Linked DNA regions of Homo sapiens: all the other regions are linked to region 2. Evidence: chromatin contacts called from ENCODE Hi-C or POLR2A ChIA-PET data. All regions are on one chromosome and are shown on one strand. The core of a region is the stretch at or near the end of the contact, and the rest is flanking DNA. Distances in the headings are between cores, read along the strand shown. Region 1 has its middle 12 kb from the start of CXXC5. Region 2 holds the start of FAM53C (family with sequence similarity 53 member C). Region 3 holds the start of CYSTM1 (cysteine rich transmembrane module containing 1). Region 4 holds the start of SPATA24 (spermatogenesis associated 24).

What was found. Hi-C counts contacts between places; a loop is a spot of excess contacts on that map. ChIA-PET counts read pairs that join two places held with the same protein, here RNA polymerase II (POLR2A). Pooled maps may share reads with other maps.
Region 1: a pooled map shows a loop between it and region 2 (4-fold over the local background). The contact joins the enhancer-like site here to the promoter of FAM53C in region 2. A Hi-C loop is called at or near these places in 1 of 50 pooled maps. POLR2A ChIA-PET finds 5 or more read pairs at or near these places in 3 of 52 experiments (GM10248, WTC11 and activated T-cell).
Region 3: a loop to region 2 is called in a map of B cell, with 8 times the contacts of the local background. The contact joins the promoter of CYSTM1 here to the promoter of FAM53C in region 2. A Hi-C loop is called at or near these places in 2 of 168 maps with a recorded cell type or tissue (B cell and naive thymus-derived CD4-positive, alpha-beta T cell) and 6 of 50 pooled maps.
Region 4: a loop to region 2 is called in a map of CD4-positive, alpha-beta T cell, with 3 times the contacts of the local background. The contact joins the promoter of SPATA24 here to the promoter of FAM53C in region 2. A Hi-C loop is called at or near these places in 3 of 168 maps with a recorded cell type or tissue (CD4-positive, alpha-beta T cell and naive thymus-derived CD4-positive, alpha-beta T cell), 3 of 37 single-sample maps with no recorded cell type and 9 of 50 pooled maps. POLR2A ChIA-PET finds 5 or more read pairs at or near these places in 1 of 52 experiments (PC-9).

The regions. Positions count from the first base shown.
Region 1 is chr5:139,634,915-139,638,279 of GRCh38, forward strand. No RefSeq gene overlaps it. Among named protein-coding and RNA genes, the nearest start is that of CXXC5, 12 kb to the right of the region's middle. RefSeq lists a cis regulatory region at 739-1,574 and silencers at 1,384-1,603, 2,050-2,344, 2,594-3,013. Within about 2 kb of position 2,102, at least 36 of the 41 ENCODE cell types and tissues checked have a DNase peak (open chromatin) inside an H3K27ac peak, as active enhancers do.
Region 2 is chr5:138,336,844-138,340,202 of GRCh38, forward strand. FAM53C (family with sequence similarity 53 member C) reads left to right here and starts at 1,423. Exons shown (of 5, transcript NM_016605.3): 1 at 1,423-1,464. It overlaps LOC100128966 (a long non-coding RNA gene), which reads left to right. Exons shown (of 4, transcript NR_146628.1): 4 at 31-303. It also overlaps a transcript of CDC25C not described here. RefSeq lists enhancers at 573-652, 823-1,302 and silencers at 1,383-1,732, 1,783-1,872.
Region 3 is chr5:140,173,795-140,177,098 of GRCh38, forward strand. CYSTM1 (cysteine rich transmembrane module containing 1) reads left to right here and starts at 1,394. Exons shown (of 3, transcript NM_032412.4): 1 at 1,394-1,491. RefSeq lists an enhancer at 972-1,201 and a silencer at 1,492-1,781.
Region 4 is chr5:139,402,071-139,405,507 of GRCh38, forward strand. It overlaps SPATA24 (spermatogenesis associated 24), which reads right to left and starts at 2,019. Exons shown (of 6, transcript NM_194296.2): 1 at 1,874-2,019; 2 at 558-623. The coding sequence starts at 1,990. RefSeq lists enhancers at 1,383-1,956, 1,782-2,011, 1,957-2,529.

The sequences.
Region 1 (3,365 bases), core at 852-3,351, 1.3 Mb after region 2:
GAGAATTGTGAGCATGTACACTCCTTAGTGTTTATGCATCAGGGTGTGATGCATAAACACGAAGGCTCTGTAGCCTTTGAAGAACAGGATCAGATCTGGGTTTGAATCACAAGACCATGGGTTTTCAGTTGGGCAATAAACTTATCTGTCTTTTGCTTTGATTTTCTCATCTAGAAAACGGGCACTTGGTCACCAGCCTGACCCATAGGCAATGCTTGGTGGAAAATGACCTTATCAAATTAAAGGGTTGTGACCGTGGGTGCTTATGGTTCAGGGAGGTAGGCCTGGACAGTGAGACATCTTTCTTGGATTCCTGTACATGCTAGAGGTTTGCCCTCCTTTGAGCTGGGCTAGCTCCTGGGACATCCAGGGACCTGGGGAAGACTGGCTGGGCCCTTTTGCAGCCTATGGCTCACATGCCCACTTGTTAAGGCCTGCAAGAGTGTGCCCACAAACAGGGTGAGCAGGCAGAATAATGGCCATGGCTAGCCAGACTGTGTGTCCTTGCCCAGTGTCTGTCTGTCCTTCCCCTTACCTTGGGGGACAAAAGGGAATCCAGTTGTCCTGCCTGGTGAATAAAAGCCTGGGGTTGGGGGAGGATTTGCCTCCAGCCACGGAGGAGGGGTATGCTGTGGAAGGAGGCCAGATCTCCCCCAGCTGTTTCCCAGCTCTGTTTGAAGGGGAAGGGAGAGGGATAAATGACTGGGTGATTGTGGCACCTACAGCCAGCATCTTTCCTCTCCACATTCTAGGTCACAGGCCCACACCTCTCTCCCTAGTCAAAGAGAGCCTCTGTGAGGGGGTTGAAGGGTGTCTTGGATCTGTGGGCAGGACTTGGGATCTGGGCACAGAGAGGTTGGGGAATTAACAAAGGTCACACAGCCAGGCAAAACTAGGGAATGTGGGGAGTCATTCTAGACAGGACCTTTAGGGGGAGCTCCCTGGCTACAAGAGATTTCCTGGAAGCCCTTGGGTGGGCCCAGGCCTGAACTGAGGAAGTGAGGGCTACAGCCCAGCTGGCCTTGCACTGGAACCACAGGAGTGGCCTTTAAGGGTGTGCTGAAGGACTGATGAATCTTGGCCCTGTTCCCACACACATGCACCACTGGGAATGGGAGTGGGGAGATTGCTGAGCTCTGGGGCCAGCCCTGTTTCCTGCTTTGGATTTGGAATGGGGAGAGCCTTTCTGGGGACTGAAACTGGTGCTTCAGCTTCTCTAGGGGGAAATGGAGAAATGGAAAGGGGGACTGACAAGGGATAGTCCTTAAGGAGTTTATTTGGGAGGCTCTGGGTCCCTTTGTAACTAGGTGGGTGACCTTTAGGAGGGAAGTGCTTTGTGTTCTACAGCTTTCTGAGAGTGGCAGGAAATGGGGCCAGTAGCAGTGCACACTAGTTGGGTTGCACCTGGTGAGAGATTAGGGGTGGTTTCCCCACCAAGGTCTCTGAGCCAGAGCTTTCAGCTGCATGAGCACAGCCTGCTCCCCCTGTGGAGGGGATTCTGGGGTGGGTGTGGTTGTATACTGGGGGAAGTGAGAATGTGGCCTCTCTGTGGGTGAGTGCAGCACCGTGAATTGTGTTTGTAACACTTGAGTTGTGTTTCCCAGGTGTATGTGATGGCAGAACTAGTTTTGCTGCTGGGGTGAATCAGGTTCCTGGAAGGGACTGGACTAACATGGAGAGAATGATGCTAAGTAGTTACAGTCATTATTATATACACATGACTTAGTAGTATAGAACCATTAGCAATGACCAAGACCACCTGTGTGTCGAGTGCTTACCATGTGCCTGGTGCTGTGCTAAGCACCTCACCTGCAGTGGCTCATTTAGTCCTGTCAGAACCCTGCAAGTTCATGCTGGTTTGCCTGGTGTTTGTTTATTGTGCCATGTTGGGTGGGGTATAATTTTATTCAAGTTGGAAGATGCAAAACAGCTTTATCCCTCTCTTAGTTACTGGGGTGCAACTTATGGCAGCATTTGCCCCTGTCATATTCTATACTTGGGCTCCTGGTCCCATCCTTTTGCCAGTATGGGCACCATTGTGTTGTACAACGTAGAGACCTAATTTGACAATGTTCTTTGAGGTAGTGGTGATGGATGATATGACTATATGACTTTTTTGCTTTGTTGTGTGACTGTTGTGCACCCAAAGTATGTAACTCCCTACTGCTGTGTGGTTGAGACCAGCTACTATATGACTCATTTTGTGTCCCGGTGATATTGTAGGTGTCTAGTGTAGGGACATCTGTTGTGGTATGGTGAACTGGTTGTGAATAGTGTGACTGTATGTTGTATCATTAGGTGTGTCTGACCCTGTTGTGTCCTGTTCTGACTTGTGTCAGAGACTGTTGTGGTGTCACTCCGTGTGGTGAGCGTGCCTCCTTTGTGGTGTGGGTGGCCTATGGTGGTGCTTCCTTTCACAAATTGTGTGTCCGTGTGACACCCCCCCCCCCCTCAGCCGCTGTGCCCCTTTGCGGGTCAGTGTGTTGTTTGACCTCGGCCGCGGGTGCCCCCACCCCTGCCGGCCCCGCCGCCCCTCCCCCGCACCGTCCGCCCGCGCCGCGCGGCGATCGATCGCCATTGATTGTCCCTGACGAGCTGCTCCACTTTCCAGCCAATGTCAGGAGGGGGGATCTCCGCCGCCCTGGCGGTGTCATTTCCACACACTCCCTGGGCTGCCGCCAGCGCGGGCGCCTCGAAGAGCCGGCCTGGATCGCCCGGAGCTCGGGCTGGACCGCCCACACCGCGCGAGGAAGCCCCCGATGGCGTGGCCCGACCCCAGTCTGCCGGCCTGCCCGCCCTAGGCCTCTGCACCCAAGCCCCCTTCCCAGCGCTGGTGGATGTTGTCACCACAGGAGTTTAAGCTGGGCCGGGTATGGGGAGGGACGCTGTGTCGGGTGCGCCCTGCGCTTGCCCTGGTGGGGGCGCGGGGCTGTTTCCGGCGGGCGGAGGCGCCAGCAGGCCAACTTTGCCGCGGCCCAAACAGATGCTAATGATTTTCCGGGAGGCGCCGGTTATCTCTGGCCCCAGCCGGCCGGTGTGCTGGGACTGGGCTCCCGGCACAGACACCACCTCGCCCCCCACCCTCACCCTCCTGAGCCCCACCTAATAACCACTTGTCCCCGAGTGGACGGGTTGGGGGGGCGTCGGGGGGAGTCCGCAGGCTGCCCCGGGTGTCCTGGAACTGTTGCTGTGTGGGATTATTTGCGCCTCCTCCACCCAGGATGCTACCGTCTTTCTGAGCACTTCGCAAAGCCAAACACACACCCGAGCACGGGAAACTGAGGTTCATAGAAGCTCGGCCCAAGGTCATGCCGACCCATTCCCTGCTCAGCTGAGTGGGTCACCCTCTGAAAACCATCCCGTCG
Region 2 (3,359 bases), core at 173-2,672:
GTACCTCATTTTTCCTCTACTCTTTTTCAGTTTGTAGACTTGGTGGCTCCTGCCTCCTCCCCTCCCTGGCTCAGTGAGGACGACCCCCGCCACTGGCTCTACTTTCCAGCTGATCACAGCTATTTACCTGTCCCAGTCTTGAGTAAGGCACAAAATATTTACAGAAAACAGATGTCTTTCAGAGGACTTGCTGCTAAGTGTAATAGTGAAGATTACTTGCATTACTGCTACTTTCCAATCAATTAAAAAAAAGAAATAGAAAACTTTGTATTACAAAGAGATCACAACACGAACGCATTGTTTAAAGCCTCTCCTTTATCCACTTTTTTGCTTGTCTCCCTAAACCATCTGTGATGCTAGCTGAGACTCGAATTTACATAAGAGCCAGAAACCATCAACCCAACCTCTTCACACACTAACGTCTACATTCAATCTCTTTAAAAAAGACTTAAATTTTGGCTCATGTGGGAGGTGGTGGTAGTGGTGGAGACTTAATAAAAGGTGGTTTTGTCTTCCTGAAGTGGAAATATAGCGCCGTCAACATCTTTTCCCCATCTGCCTGTTTCCTCCTTCCCTTTCTGTTTAAGGAAAGTCTAACCACCGCACTTCTCCCCACCTCCCCGCACCTCCCCCCAGGCAAACGCAAGCAACTGAACCGCCTATGATGTCATAATCACAATCCCATTACCTCATCCTGCTGGGGGGGAGGGGGCGGAGAGAGAAGAGAGGGAGTGAACAGCCCTGGGCTATCCTGAGCTTTACAAAGTGTTCTGGGTGAGGGCAAATTACAGAACCAAGTGGAAACGTCCCCGCAACCATTATAAGTCCTGGGTTTTTAAGGTTCAGGCCGATCCGGCAGCTGCAAGAGGGGCTCCTGGGACTCCGAGCAGGCCCTAATCCGCGCTTGGACCACACTTCCCAGCAGCCTTCACGCCGCGGACGGGTCCTTTGCTGGGGGAAGGGGGATTCCTTCGAAGAGGTGGTCGTGGAGGGCGGGGCAGCAGAGCAGGTGAGGGGCACTGTGGCTAATTGCGTGACGCGGCCCGAACCGAGTGGGAGGCTGCAGTTGGGCCGTTGGAGGGAGGGAGGGCAGGGGCGATGCCTTTGTTTACCTTCTTCCGACATGGCCTCCCCCGCGGGTTTCAAGATGTGCCTCCAACTGGGGCCGTCCACTTTCTGCGATATTTTGGAGGGGGTGACTCGTTAGTGAGGAAACCACCCCCATCCCTAAATCAAAGCGCCAGGCTCGTTCCCAACAGCGCTGTCCGAGAGACACTTTGAGAGAGACACGACACGGAGCTGCGCCCTCCATGGGTGGCTTGGGGGGATTCTGCGAGCCGGAGCTGTCCCCCTACTCTCCTCAGGGACTCGTTGGTTCGCGCCAGCGCCTTTTAAGGGCACCGTGGGGCGAACCGAGCGCTCAGAGCTGCTCCGGCCGCGGCCCTGGGAGCTGGAGGAACCGCGGTAGGTGGTGGAGGGCAGGTGGCGCTGGGGCCTCGGGGCGGGCACCTCAACCGTCCCTCCCTCCTTCCCTCTTTCCCCTCCCCCAGCCCGACCGCCCGCGCGGCCGGGCCTCGCTGGCCGCCTCTGCGGGGAGAGCACGGGACCCGGTGGGGGAGGGGGTGGCGGAGTGCTAAGTCCCAGACCCTCCCCATCCCCTGCGTCCTGAGTTCGCTTCCCGCGGCCAGATGATGGAACCTAGTGGGAAGAGGCGAACGACAGCCCCCCTGAGCGAGCCCTGGCGCACCCCCCCCCCCGCCCCGGGGACCAGCGGACGCCCCATGCCCCACCCCGCGGGGACAGGCAGGGCAACAGAGGGAGAGGTTGAAGATTGGAGGGGCCTAGCCTTTTGCTTCTTCATGGGGGTGGGGGGAGGGGTGTTCCCCACTTGTCACCCCTTTCCCCACCAGAACCATATGGAAGAAGAGCAGGCAGATCTCCACCTACCTGTTCATGCAGCTCCCTGCCTTCCTCATGTTTTTCTTCAGTCTCCCCAGGAGGTGTGGGGCTGGGACCTGAGGGGAAGGTCCCCAAAGGGTTTGTGACTCTCCTCCCTGTTGGCCTGACCTGATCCTACCTTGTCTTGGTACAGCACAACCTCAGCATCCCTGAAACAGGAGTGTCAGGGGTTACTGCCATCCAATAGGAGATGGGGTGGGGGTCTGATCTTTATTTTTGGGGGCTGCTGGTGGAGGGAAAGCCTGGACTGAGAGTTAGGTCTGGTGGGGTTGCTGAGAGGGCCTAGCGGCCTGCTGCTCTGTGAAGGGCTGAGCCCCGTGCCAGTTGTTAAACTGAGAAGTTTTAACTTGTTTAGTGAATATTCAGGGCTGTCTCTACCCTTCAGATACACAAAATGGAAGGGGAAGGAAGGCGGCAAGAGAGGGCTTCTTACACTTTTTTCAATGCCTGCTTGAGAAAGAGGAGGCCCCTCGCGGAGCTGGTTTGCCTTCTTTTGTGTCCTGGTTTGATTCCTTATGGCTTCCGTTCTGTTCCCCCTCGCAGCCTGGCCTGTTTTAGGAAACTCAGGCTGAGAGTATCAGTTGCGTGGTGGTAGTTGCATTGTTCCAATTACCACTGTGTGTGGCCACATCCCAACAATTAAAATGCAGAAAAACACAAATTCACTGTCTTGACTTGATCCTAGAGGTGGCTGGGAGTTTGCTGTTTGTCCAAATGCCTCATGAAAAGCTGGAGAGTTTGCTTCATTCCCTGCTCCTCATAGCTGGTTAGCCTGAGGCCTGGGGTCTCTAGGGTAAAATCCTGCACTTAGGTTCCCTCTCTGGTTGATCTTTGAGGGCAGCAGAGTTAAGAAACCAAGAGCAGAAGTGATATAAGCTTTAGCTTCTCCCGTAAGAATATAGGGGAAGCAGCTGAAGAGAGCTCCCCGGAAGCTAGAATTTTGTTCAGGGTGGTAATAATTATGCATGAAAATGATAGTTAACTGTAATGATGATTGACTTCTCTTGCACCTTTCTTCCAGAGAACTCCAGGTACATCCAGGTTTATCTCTTTGCTCTTCCTTGTGCCCTCCTTCTAAGGTGTGAGTGGGGTAGAGATAATTCCTCTTTTTTGTAGAGTGATCTGCCCCCAAGGTCACAGAAGGAAGAGCCCTCTTGGGCTTTTCTTAGTGTGCAGGTGAGGGAGGATGGTATTCAGCCAGAGAGATGGACCCTATTGCCTTCTTCATCTTATTGATTTCATTACTTCTGACATTCTGAGGCCTTGAAGATTCACAAACGGGAACGAGAAATGGTAGTCTGTGTGGACTCCTGATTTTTATAGGTCAGATGGTACATTTTGTACATTTTAATATGTTATATTGTTCCTGTGACAGGTTAAGATTATTCTGCCCACTTTAC
Region 3 (3,304 bases), core at 144-2,643, 1.8 Mb after region 2:
GTGCTCCTTGGGACCTGGGCTCACATTTTCAATCTCTTCTCTCCTATTAGTACAGCTCTGTCTAGAGCCATGGTTCTTCTCTACCTTTCACAGCTGTCTTCTTTCCCACTTATATGAGTTTCTTTAAGTGTGAAAATTAAAAAGTGCCACTTAAATACAATGATTAAGTCATAATAAACAGTACAAGTTGTACTTATGTGAGACATACCACCCATACACGTTTGATCTTCGAGAACCACATCTCAATCTGCCCATGGCCCATTGCCTGACACTAAAAGATGCTCACAAGAAGTTGACTATAAACTAACTTCTTGGTCTAAGATCCTAAACTCTTGAGAGGGAAGGTTTCAATACATATGAAACCTTCTTGGCAGTGCAGGGATGAGGAGAGTAAAACTGAAATGAAAGTCAGCAAATAGTGAAGGTGTGAAATAGGCAGTGACTCTCACACTGAGACCTCCAGGGGATGTTAAATTTTCATTTCGAAGCTGATAGTCTTATCTGGGAAGCCTAGAGAGTAACAAAAGTTGTAGGCATATACTTATATTAGAGTGGTGCAAAAGTAATTGCTGTTTTTGCCATTTAAAAAAAAAATGCAAAAACCACAATTACTTTTGCACCAACCTAATAGCAAGCAAGGGGAGGAATATGGAGAGAAAATCAATTTCTAAAATGAAAAATAAAAAATTTTTTGCAAGTAGGACTTGCAAGCTCATTCTAGGCCTTGCTCTGGGAGCTTTTCGGTAACTTCTCTTCCTGTTGGAACAGAAGAAGGAAACCTTCAGGACAGAAGATTCTGTCCCCCTTCCCCCTCCTGATGTGAATGAAGTCTCATTACACTCTAAAGTACTGGCGGGACTACTTGTTGCAAGGTTTATGGGGAAAAGTAGCCAGAGAGCAATCCAGTTATCAGCCTCAGCCCCATTCCGCTCAGGTACAGCTCGGGAAGTAAGCCCCCAACCCTAGTTGGGTCTGGACCAACAAGACACGAGGAGGCAGCAGCCCACAGCCGACCCCTCATGCCACGCACTGAGCAGGGTTCCGCATGGACGCTGGTCTTGCCTCCCAGGCGCCTGAACTAGCGGAGTTGGGGTATCGGGTGGAGTCTCGGAGAACCAATCCAATCTGAGGGGGACGCCTGTGGGAGTCCTAAGTATCCAGCGCAGCTGGGAGGCCCACGTTGGGAAGTCGGAGACCGACCCCGCCTCCCGACTGCGCCGACTGCAAGAGAGCGCTTCCGGCGGCGCTTGGAGGCCGAGCAGTTGGGGGCGGGGCTCGTGCTGTGACGCAAGCCTCGCCTCGCCCCGCGCCGCGCGCGTTGCCAGGGTGATCAGGTGACTCCCGGTTCGCGGCGCTGGGAGCGGCCGTGACGTCAGGCGCCCGGCTGCTCCTCACTTGCTCTGAGACAGGTGCGGCAAGTCTACTGCGGGCTGGTCCGGGCTCCTCAGGTTCAGACCCGACCGTTATCCAGTCGGTTCGTGGAGAGGAGAGGTGAGGTGCAGCGGACCTGGCCCGACCCAGCTGGGACCAGGGCGGGGATCAGGCACGGACAGGGCGCGTCCCCGGGCTCCCTGGGGAGCGCCCTGAGAACTGGGGGGCACCCGGGCTGGCCTGGCTCAGGCAGGGGTTCGCGCAGCCCCTGGGGAGGGGCAGGGAGGCAGGGAAGCTGCTGCCGCCAGCTGGATCCCTCCCGGCGCCCCGCGGCTACTCTGGGGCTCCTGGTCGCCGCGCCGCGCGTCTCGGCGGTGGACTCACAGGGTCTCCGCGTCGCTGCGGTTCTCGTCTCACGAGGAGTCGGCGGGCTCGGAGCGGGGCTCGCCACACCCCGTCCCGGGGGACGTCCGCGGGAGGCTTCTGGATTTCTTCGCCTTGGGCTGCGATTTCTGAGGCGCTGCTCTGCCTATTCCGAGCTGGGCCAGCCGGGGGCAGGGGGCAGGTCGCGAGTCCCGCGGGTGGGAGCGGAGCGGAAGTAACTAGTGACTGGAAGTAACTAGGGAACGCAAAGCCGGCGCTCGGAGGCCGGGGTGTTCAGAGAAGGCGTTGCGGGGGAAAGGAATCCCGGCTGCTGTTGAGAGCCGTGGATTGGGATCTGAGCGGACCTGTTGGAGGAAGTGAAATCTGAGCGGGGTCCTGACGGGTGGGAACTAATCTCCCGGTAGCAGTGGAGGTTGCAGGGGGGAGAGAAGGAGGGGAGGACCCCTGGGGAAGGAGACCATGAGGAAAAACGATTTGGGGACTGACTGGACCGTCTGCTGGGCTGTTTTGGGGGAAAAAAAGTTTGGAGAATTAGGTTAGGGAGGATTAGGAAAGGACCCTTGAGTGCCCACCTGAGAGGCACTGTGTGCTGTGGGGAGCCATTGAAACGTTGGCTAGATTGGGGTAGGGGGAACACTGAGGAAGTTGGTGTGAGGGGAACACTGAGGAAGTTGGTGTGACATTCCGGCAAAAAGGTGACAACACTCTTCTCTGATGGGATTCCTCAAACCCTGCTTATGAAATACTTGTAACCGACAAGGGTAGGGGCTCAGGCAGCCAGGTGCCTTTTTCAGCCATTGTTGGCAAATTTTTAGAAATTAAACAAAAAATAATTGTACATATTTATAGATTTATACAATATGATACATGTAAACTTTGTGGAGTAACCATGTTAGCAGATTTTTAAAAATTCCTTTTTATGAAAGGACCCACCCAAGGGCAGCTCATTTTCGAGTATCTCATTTGACGGGATTTAATGACTGGTTGGGAGCTATGCCCCCCTCAGTATGCAGGGAGATTATAGCGTCCACAACACTTTGCCCTTCAGAGGTTTCAGAGTGACTTACAAACACCTTGTATCCCTAGGGTGAAACCCAAACCCCAAATGACTGGTAAGAGATTTAATAGGGGGAAGTTATTAAAGGAGAACCAGCATCCAAACATTCATGTGGGGCATTGGATTCGCTGAAAGGAGTCCCATACTATTTGTTGATTGTAGATCAAAGATCTCTAGACCTGGCCTGGTGCGGTGGCTCACACCTGTAATCCCAGCACTTTGGGAGGCCGAGGCGGACGGATCACGAGGTCAGGAGATCGAGACCATCCTGACTAACACGGTGAAACCCCGTCTCTACTAAAAATATAAAAAATAAGCCGGGCGTGGTGGCGGGCGCCTGTAATCCCAGCTACACGGGAGGCTGAGGCAGGAGAATGGCGTGAACCCGGGAGGTGGAGCTTGCAGTGAGCCGAGGCTGCGCCACTGCACTCCAGCCTGGGCGACAGAGCGAGACTCTGTCTCAAAAAAAAAAAAAAAAAAATCTCTAGTCCT
Region 4 (3,437 bases), core at 769-3,268, 1.1 Mb after region 2:
ATTACCCTAGGCCGCCTTGGGTCTCCTAGACTCCCTTAACCAGCCCCCCTTCTCAGAGGGACACACAGAAGCCAGAGCACAGGGAGATTCTGGCCACCTTGCTACAGGGGCTGGAGGTTCTCAGAGGCCGACCTTTCTTTTTTCTTTTTTCTTTTTTTTTTTAGACAGAGTCTCACTCTGTTGCACAGGCTGGAGTGCAGTGGCATGATCTCAGCTCAGTGCAACCTCCACCTCCTGGGTTCAAGCCAATTCTCCTGTCTCAGCCTCCCAAGTAGCTGGGATTACAGGCGCCTGCCACCACGCATGCTTGGCTAATATATATATATGTATATATATATTTTTTTGTATTTTTAGTAGAGACAGGGTTTCACCATGTTGGCCAGGCTGGTCTCGAACTCCTGACCTCAAGTGATTTGCCCGCCTTGGCCTCCCAAAGAGCTGGGACTACAGTTGTGAGCCACTGCACCCATCAGAGGCTAATACTTAATGAGCCTGCCTAACCACAGGGATCCTGGGAAACGGGGGAAGATTAGGAGACCGCAGAGGCCATTACTTACCACCAGCTTCTTCTCCACTGCCTGGAACTCTTCTTTACTGACAAAATTTTCGTCCTGGAGAACCATCTGCAACAGAGCCTGGCTGAGGGAGGGCCTGGGGCTGGAGTAGAAGGGGCGCCCTCTAGGGACCAGGACCAAAAGCGGATAACAGGATGATGCTCGTGGTACCTAGGATGAGACTGAGGCCTTGGGAAGGGAGAATTCAGTTCCACAGATAAACTGAGACTCAGCTCTAAGTGCTGCCCTCAAGGAGCAGCCAGTCTCATGGAGGAGGCAGTCCACAGTTAGCACTTCTAACATGTTGTGTGCCTTGATGGGGAGACATAAGGGGATCTGGGGCTCAGAGGAGGCCCCAACCCAGCCTGGGGAAGGGTCAGAATCACTTCCGGAGAAGGGGATGTTAGACCTGAGATCTGACTGCTATATAGGGTGGGCCAGAAGAGGGATAGAGAGAAAAGCACTCTGGATGGTGGGGACACACATGCCAAGGTCAGCTGCCAAGAGGAAGACCTGGGTACCTTCAGGGAATCAAAGGCAATTCAGTGCCTAGAGCTCCATATATTTTGTTGAATGAGAGCATTAGGGTAGCAAATAGGACAGGTCTCTCTCCCCTTTCCCCCACATTCAACTTCCCAGAAGGGAAGAAATTGTCTAAGAACAACTTAGAATGAGAAGTAGATGTGAAGCCAGTTTTATTTCTGAGATGGAGATACATCCTAACCTTCTTATCAAGACAGGAAAACAAAACCAGAAAAACCATGAACTCCAGATGGCCAGGATTCTATCATGCCTACCCAGGTAATCTGTGACTGCAATGCTTTGCACCCATTAGCTGGGGTTTGATTGAGAAGGCAAAAGCTAAGGCATGTAAAGTTCTTGGAGGCCCCTAAGTTAGCGCTGGCAAGGGCCAAATCTGCGCTTACTGCATTCAACACGGCACTGCCTTTGACTCTCGGGAATGGTGTCCATAATAGAAGGGATGACAGTTTCTCTGCCTGCACAGGAGGGCCATGGGAACTCAGTGACGTCATCTCCACTGAAAATGGGGAAACTGAGGCTCAGGGACTCTCTACCAGCTCTTGCAGCAACCAGGCAAACGGAAGGGAGAATATGGCTTGATTTTAGTTAAAATTCCCTGGTTCAGGAAGGTCCGCCCCTTTTTGGCTCCACCCCTACCGACTGAGCCCGGCCTCCTCCTGATGACGCCATGGGCCATGCGTTCTAGCCACGGCCCCCGCATCGGAACAGGTTCTGGCCCCGCCCCCACCAGTGAGGCATCCGGCCCCGCCTCTCCCCAAACTCCTCTGGCTGCATACCACGTTCCTCAGCTGGTGGATTAGTTCCTCCTGAGACTCAATCACGTCCCGCAGTTGATCTAAAGCGAGACACACAGATCCTGACCCCGCCTTCGACCACCCGAGGGGCGTCGCCATCTTCCGCCCCCGCCAGCTAGTTGGAAATGGCTGCCTCGGGGGTGATCCTCGCCGTCGCCCACCAATGAGAATGCGACGCCACAGAGCACCCTGGCAACGGGGGGCGGGGACTTCCTATGTTAGCGGGGCGAGGGGCCGCCTCTTAAAGGAGCCGCCTGGAGCGGGGAAACTGCTGACAACCCTTAAGGCATTTAAGTTTACAGGAAATTGCGCTTTTATTGCGTCTTCTGTTTCTCACGCAGTCCTGAGAAGCCGGCAGGGCCCGGCTTGTACTTTCCTTGCCTGCGAGCAGGCAACACTCAAAACAGCAGCCCTCAGCCTTCACCCAGGGCCTGTTAAACTGCATGACCACGAAGCAAGAGCCAGCATAGGCAACTCCTGCATCTTTAGCTTCTCATGCCTCTTTCTCCAAATCTTTATCCTAATCTCCAAATTTCCTCCATTGTATGAGATTCCAGCCTCCTGGAACACACTTAGTACTTAGGGGTCCTAAGCCTAAGCACGGAAGATAGACGAAGATAAAAAATGAGAATGGCTACACCTGAGATCAAAGTCTTCATACTCTGATACCAGGCTCTGGGCACTAGAGTCTGCACTAGAGTCATGTGCCACCACCCGAGGAGGAGGACCCTGAAGAGATTAGGAGGACTGAAGAGGGCTTGAAGGAGGAGAGTTTAGTAAAATGAAGTCAGGGAAGGATACGGTGATTACGCACACTCACCAAGTCTCTATTGAAGGCTTTTTTTTTTTTCTTGGAAACCCAAATAAGATTAGGTTTGGAGAACATCAGAGCGAATATATATTGTGTTCACTATTTCGTGGCACCGTTATGTTTATATTATTTCATGTGACCCTCATGGAACTCCTATCAGCCCCTTTTTACCTAGGCTCTATGAGAATGAGAATGAATAACTTGCCCAAGGTCACTCTAGTAAGTTGTGGAACGGAGTTCTGCTATGGGCAGTTTGGTTCCAGGGTCCGTGTTTTTGTTTGTTTGTTTTTTGAGATGTAGTCTCGCTCTGTCGCCCAGGCTGGAGTGCAGGGACGTGATCTCGGCTCACTGCAAACTTCACCTTCCGGGTTTAAGGGATTCTTCTGCCTCAGCCTCCCAAGTAGCTGGGATTACAGGCGCCCGCCACCACGCCTGGCTAATTTTCTTATTTTTAGTAGATACGGGGTTTCACCATGTTGGCCAGGCTGGTCTCGAACTCCTGACCTCAGGTGATCCGCCTGCCTCGGCCTCCCAAAGTGCTGGGATTACAGGCATGAGCCACCGCGCTGGGCCTGGAGTTCATGTTCTTAACCAGGATGTTGTGCTGCATTTGTGTTGCACGTCATGGGTGGAAGTTATGGAATTTGATACCCCCAAGTAGGAAATGACTATACTAACAAGGAGTTTGGAAAAAAAGTTACCAGTGACTATGAAAGGAGGCAGAAAGCTCAGGGT